Regions from separate parts of the Homo sapiens genome. Here region 2 is linked to region 1. The links are chromatin loops, found by intact Hi-C in ENCODE. Cell type or tissue: chondrocyte. All regions are shown on one strand. Each heading gives the region's core, and the rest is flanking DNA. Links, peaks and the distances in the headings are about the cores only. Region 1 overlaps ETAA1 (ETAA1 activator of ATR kinase). Region 2 has its middle 77 kb from the start of LINC01829.

Region 1 (2,939 bases), core at 194-2,693:
ATTTATTTGAATTTGGTGAAAATCTATATTCTGCATCTATTAATTCTCTGTCATATGTCTTTGAAGAAAGATCTTGTAATACTTTTGAATCTCCTAACCTGGCATCTGGACTTGTATTTGCTCTTGACGTATTTTTAACAGTTTTACTATTAAAGGTACAAATTTCCTTTTGATCAGTAACATGGGCTGTTTTAGAAGGAAAGAGTTCAGGCATGTCGATATTTTGCATAGCAAAAGGTTCACTACCTAGTAAGTTTTCCCAATCATCCTCAAAATCACTTGTAGTAAATGCATCAATGTACTTATTAGAAGTTTCTGGCTCCTTAGTACAGGAAGTCACACATGATTTTGTCATTATGGGTGTATCTACTTGAGAAGAAAGTGATCGTGGGGTTTTATTTGACAGTTTTTCAATGACCAGAGTTTCATTAGTAATGATTTTCTCCTCTTTCAAAGCATTTGTCTTTACAAAGGTAGTATTACTGGTGCTCCAAAAAGCCTCTGGCAGTTCTTGGCTTAACTGTCCGCTACATTTCTGAGTAGAACCATCAAAAATAGCATTAAAGGCTGCTTCAGCAATTTGGTCAAATGGCTTCTGACTGCTATTTTGATTATTTGCCACAGATATCTTGGTGTTTCCTTTGATTGGCTTTTTTGTAGCATTATCTATTTCGGGAACTATATTATGTAATGACCACATCTGTATATTATCTTTATAATTACTTAAAATCTCTGTTTCTGAAATCATCTGGGTAAAATCATAATTCCTCTTGTTTTGCTCTTGAATCACATCTAGCTCTTCCATATTTTTATCAAATTGTTTAGCCAGTTTCATAAGTTCTTCTTCTTGACTTTGTGTTTTTAACCTATTAAACAAGATTAAAAAATAACTAAAAATGTTCTGAAACATTATATCCAACTGTTATTTAACATATTTTGATGTTAAAGCTCTAAGATTTTAACAGTTATAATTATTTTAACTCCAAAATTTGATAGATCAAAACTGTGGAAATTTTATTAACAAAAATTTTGATATATTCACAAAACCAAAATGGAGTATTATCAAAAAATATTTGCTTCACTGAATTTCAGAAAAGCTGAAAAGTCTTAACTTACTTTGTGCAGCTGATTTTTGCTCTTGATTTTCCTTTTGCTACACTGGGAGTACAAGGAATAGCAGTTTCACCAATCCACATGTCCAGCATAGAATTTGTTGTTGGTTTTTCATCCTTTGGCAGATAGGGAAAAAAAGAGGTATAAAGTACCAGTGTAGCATCCCCCGTCTTCCAAAAAAACAAAAGAAAGAAAAAAGACAATAAAAACTAATGATTTTGAATTAATTTCCTAAATTCTGGTGAGGTAACACTTACCAAACTCAAAAACAATAGGAAGTTGGGAGATAGCAATAATAAGCTACAATAATTGATCCACTTATGTTTCAGAGAATGAAAACATTCAGAATTACAAATTGCTTATTTTAAAAAAATATTGTTTTAAGAATTAAATTTATCAAATGTACATTTAATAACAGAAGCATGTTTTTATCAAAAGAAAATTGACATTTTAATTGTCCTAAGATACTTATAAAAACATTAGTGTCAGAAACTGTGTGGCAGAAATCATCAGAATTGAGAGGAGATACATATGGAATTCTTTCTGTATCATCTGTTTCTCCAAATTTTCTTTATCCTTATTATAATCTTTATCTAAAGTTGGACAATCCATGTTGACCTAAATTAAGAACACTCAGAATTAAGATCAGGAATGAATTAAGAGATAAGAGCAAGGTTAGAACTGATGCTAAGAATGAGACAGGAATAAGAATAAAAAAATAGAGAAAACAGAAAAGTTTAGCCCAGATAATATACAGAAAAAAGGCATTTTAGACCTGGATACTTTTGCTGTACCTTTCAGTCACTTGATCACACAAAAAAATTACAGAATGAGCTTTAGGCATTAATTGCAAACCAAACCAACAAATCAAATCAAGTAACCATTTTCACTCTATTTTATAGTACCTAGAATGAACATAAATATCACACAATTTAAAAAATAATTTTACTACTAGATTATAGGCTACTCAAAGGCAAGGACTCTTCTTAGAATAACTCAGCATCCAGCACAATATTGGGCATACCAGTGTCAGTATACATTTATTTACTAGAAGATTTAGGTGAAAAGATCCCTACAGTTTGGTACTTCAAATCCTCAATGAATCAAAAAAGTTTTCTTAATGTCAACTTGAACCTAGTTGCCTTTAGCTTTGCAAATACTCAAGAAAATCAGTAATTTCACTTTCAGACTCAATATATTTTCCCTTTTATTTCAACAATCTTGAATTTAAAGACAATCATAGTCTTAATTATGAACTCTGCCATTTACAAAAGTAATTTTAAATTCATTCAATTTTCAGAGAACTAAATTATGACTTTATGTACCCAACTTTACATATACATGGGTCCTATGTATGTTTGTATACTATTTATACATGTTATTACATATTTCTTCATGAATAATTACATAATTTATTGATTTTCAACCATAATCCAGGTGCTGTATAAGGTATCTAAATGCATTACTTCATTTCATTATAAAAAGTATACTGTGCAAAGCTGTATAAATGAAGATACATACCATCTTCAAATAAACAACATTGTATAAAAGTATCCCTGCAAAAAGTGAACTGACTGTCCAACCAAAATAAAAGCGCATATTTAAAAAAATGCTATCTCTGAAAATGTTAAAACTAAATGATTTGAGAATGACTCACCTAAAAATAAACAATATAAGTATTTGTCATTCTGAGAACATGACAAGCTTTCAAACAGACCTTGAAACTGCTAAAGATTTATATGCTTTAAAAGTACTCAGTTTAAGAGGGTAACATTTTAAAGCTACTAATTTCACTATATTTTTTTCTTTTATACAAGTTACCACTT
Region 2 (2,939 bases), core at 134-2,633, 110 kb after region 1:
TAAAAAAAGAAGAAAAAAAAACAAACTTTGAAAGAAGAGAGTTCTCACAATTGCCTATGGGAAATTAACTAGGACCATCAATTGAGCTAAAATTCTCTCCAAGGATTTAGTTGACATACAGCCAGTGTTCACTATGATGATCATAGCCAAACATTATTTGTGCAAGTATCTACAAATGAATTTAGAGGAAATTGTAATTTTTCTCCTTCATCATTTAAGTGATGAGAAGCCCATCAAAATAATGGCACATGGTAGGGCTGACTGTGCTGCGTGGAAATGATGTTTAAATAATACAGTGCCAGAGCGCCTCTGTCTAATTACCTAAGCACTATTGTGATGGATAGTTTAGAAACATTGAGGTAGCTATTGATAAAGCAAATGGAAAATGTGAATGTTCTTCAAGTTTCTGACACCAGAGATGGACATTGAACTGGTTTAAATGGAAGGCTCATGGCTTCTTTCAATTGCTTGAAGCTTCCTCTGGAGTTAGATTATTTCAATTTCACTGAGTGAAAGTTAGAATCAGCACAGGCCTTTCTGTAGGACATTTTAATTACTCCTAATTTAAAATATTAAAAATCACTATTTTTTTTCCTTTTTAAAGAAAGAAAGTCTGTCATTGACTCACTTCTGATTTTAAAATACCGAACTTATGAAGAATGCATGCCCAAAACACCCGGACAATTCTGCAGAAAGGAGATGCTTGTGTGGGGACATCTCTGGAGTTGCTATTTATGCACTGTGAAAATCTGCAGGAGTCGTGTGATCTCTCAGCCTCATTTTTTAAAAAATTAAGTCTACAATATGAGCTCAAATGCCATTGTGGTAGTTAAGAATATAACCTATGGGGAAGCATTCTATAAAACAAATAAAACTGTGACTGTTATTGATGTTGTTAAATGATTACAAAAATAATAAGAATATTTAAGCTGAACAAAAATTAATTCATTGAAAAAATCAGTCAACTCTCCTCCTGTCTTTAAAAAACTGCTTTAATTGAATCACAATAATTAATGAAGTGGCCAAATGTCAAGATAGCCACAATTTTTTTACTAATAAGGATTCTACTATATGAAATTTCTCTGGTGTTCCCTTTAGAAACCTTACAGAGAAATTGATGATTACTTTCTTGATGGAGTATGTGGGGCCTTTGTCTCCTCACACTCTTTCCAGAGGGTTTATTGGTCTTCCACTATCCATTTCAGTGGCTACTTTGAAAAATGTTTACCCCCAAATACTTAAGTTCATGATTCTGCTTGTGCAAAATTTTTTGTCTGATTTTTGGTGAGAGAAAAGCCAAGTTCATTATATATATGTTTGTATATACCTCCCTGAAATAATGAAATCAAATATATATTTGATATATATATTTAATCAAATATACATATTTTCCAACTTTTAAGTTCAGGGGTATATATGCAGGATGTGCAGGTTTGTTACATAGATAAATGTGTGCTATGGTGGTTTGCTGCACAGATCAACCCATCACCTAAGTATTAAGCCCAGCACCCGTTAGCTGTTCTTTCTTATGCTCTCCCTCTTCCCACTCTCCACCCTCTGACGGGTCCCAGTGTGTGTTGTTCCCCACCATGTGTCCTGTTAATTTTTCAAGTGTAAGAAATATGAAGTTATTGTAATGTTCTACCTGAAAACTTACTATTTAGTTAACATTAGTTATCAAAGTAGCAAAAATAATATATATTACTTTATATAAAAACCATATATGACCATATATATATATATATATATATATATACATAAAATTGAAATCAGGTAGTTTATCTTGGCCTTAAAGAAAAACTCTAACATATTTACTGCTTAAACATGAATGCCTTTATAAACTTTTTTCCTTTCCAATCTGTCTCCAGACTACCCACAGGTCTTTGGTTCATCTCCCTACTTAGGCTGAACTCTTCAATAACTACAAATTCATAAACACTGCAATTTATTCTGTAACAAGCTATAAATCTTCTTTTTGTTGTTTTTACATTAGAAACAGAGCTAATGTTTATTGAGCTCTTGTCCTGTGTGAGATACTTTACTTGATTTGTTTTCATTTCATCTTTATAGCAACACTCTGGGAAGTAGATATTATTATTGTTATTTTAAAGATGAGGAAACTAAACATTAGAGAATAAAATTGGTTAAGGACATACATTTAATGAATTATGTAGCTAGTGTTCAAACCTAGGGTAGTTTGATAATGAAAACTCAAATTCTAATCCCTGTCTTTTAATCTATCCTTTAAATTTGTTAATTTAGAAATCACCAATCAGAATAATCTCTTGACATATATATAATATATTCTATATAAAATATTATATGTAATTATGTAATAGGTAATGTATAGGTATCATATATAGGTATACATATAAAATACATACATATAAATGCATTATACACACATATACATTTATATTTTATGTATACATCAAGAAAATTACCCAGCACATTGCAAATGCAACATAGAATTTACATGGTCACTTACATGTTTTCTGCATTTCTACAAAAGAATCTGCAATGAAAGCTGTTAAATAGGATGCAATTTGTAAGCCTTTCATTAAATAATGATTCTCAGCTGGATTTCTGAGAAGAGAATATTAATGCAACCATATGTAACTAGCATTGCAAGAAATTAGCGTTGCTGATTTAGTCTTGAATCAATCATTTTAAGCTATGCATTAGACTCTTTGCTGATACATTTCTGTCTCAGGCAACTTAGAAATTGTGGGCTGAATGCAGCTATGCTCCGAGTATAATTTGTATGAAATATCAAGTTTCTTGGGTTTGGGTAGAGAGTGATCAAATCCATATGCAGAAAGACAAAATGGCACTACTCAAGGTCCGATTGCTAATTATTTAATACTAATCTCTAACATGTACACTCTTGGGCATGCGGTTTGGTGATAAGTCAAGTTTCAGATGCCAACCAAAAGCTG

The links. A loop is a pair of places that touch in the nucleus more often than their neighbours do. Peaks named below come from ENCODE experiments on the same cell type or tissue, not always from the same donor. Only the 100,000 strongest peaks of a DNase experiment are listed, where the experiment ranks them.
Region 2: a loop joins it to region 1, with 2.2 times the contacts of the local background. A loop is called at or near these places in 7 of 110 quality-filtered maps.

Annotation. Positions count from the first base shown.
Region 1 is chr2:67,401,152-67,404,090 of GRCh38, reverse strand. ETAA1 (ETAA1 activator of ATR kinase) reads right to left here. Exons shown (of 6, transcript NM_019002.4): 4 at 1,117-1,229; 5 at 1-866. Among named protein-coding and RNA genes, the nearest start is that of ETAA1, 5.3 kb to the right of the region's middle. In chondrocyte, for the core only: no CTCF peak of the experiment used is centred there; no DNase peak of the experiment used is centred there.
Region 2 is chr2:67,290,917-67,293,855 of GRCh38, reverse strand. No RefSeq gene overlaps it. Among named protein-coding and RNA genes, the nearest start is that of LINC01829, 77 kb to the right of the region's middle. In chondrocyte, for the core only: no CTCF peak of the experiment used is centred there; no DNase peak of the experiment used is centred there.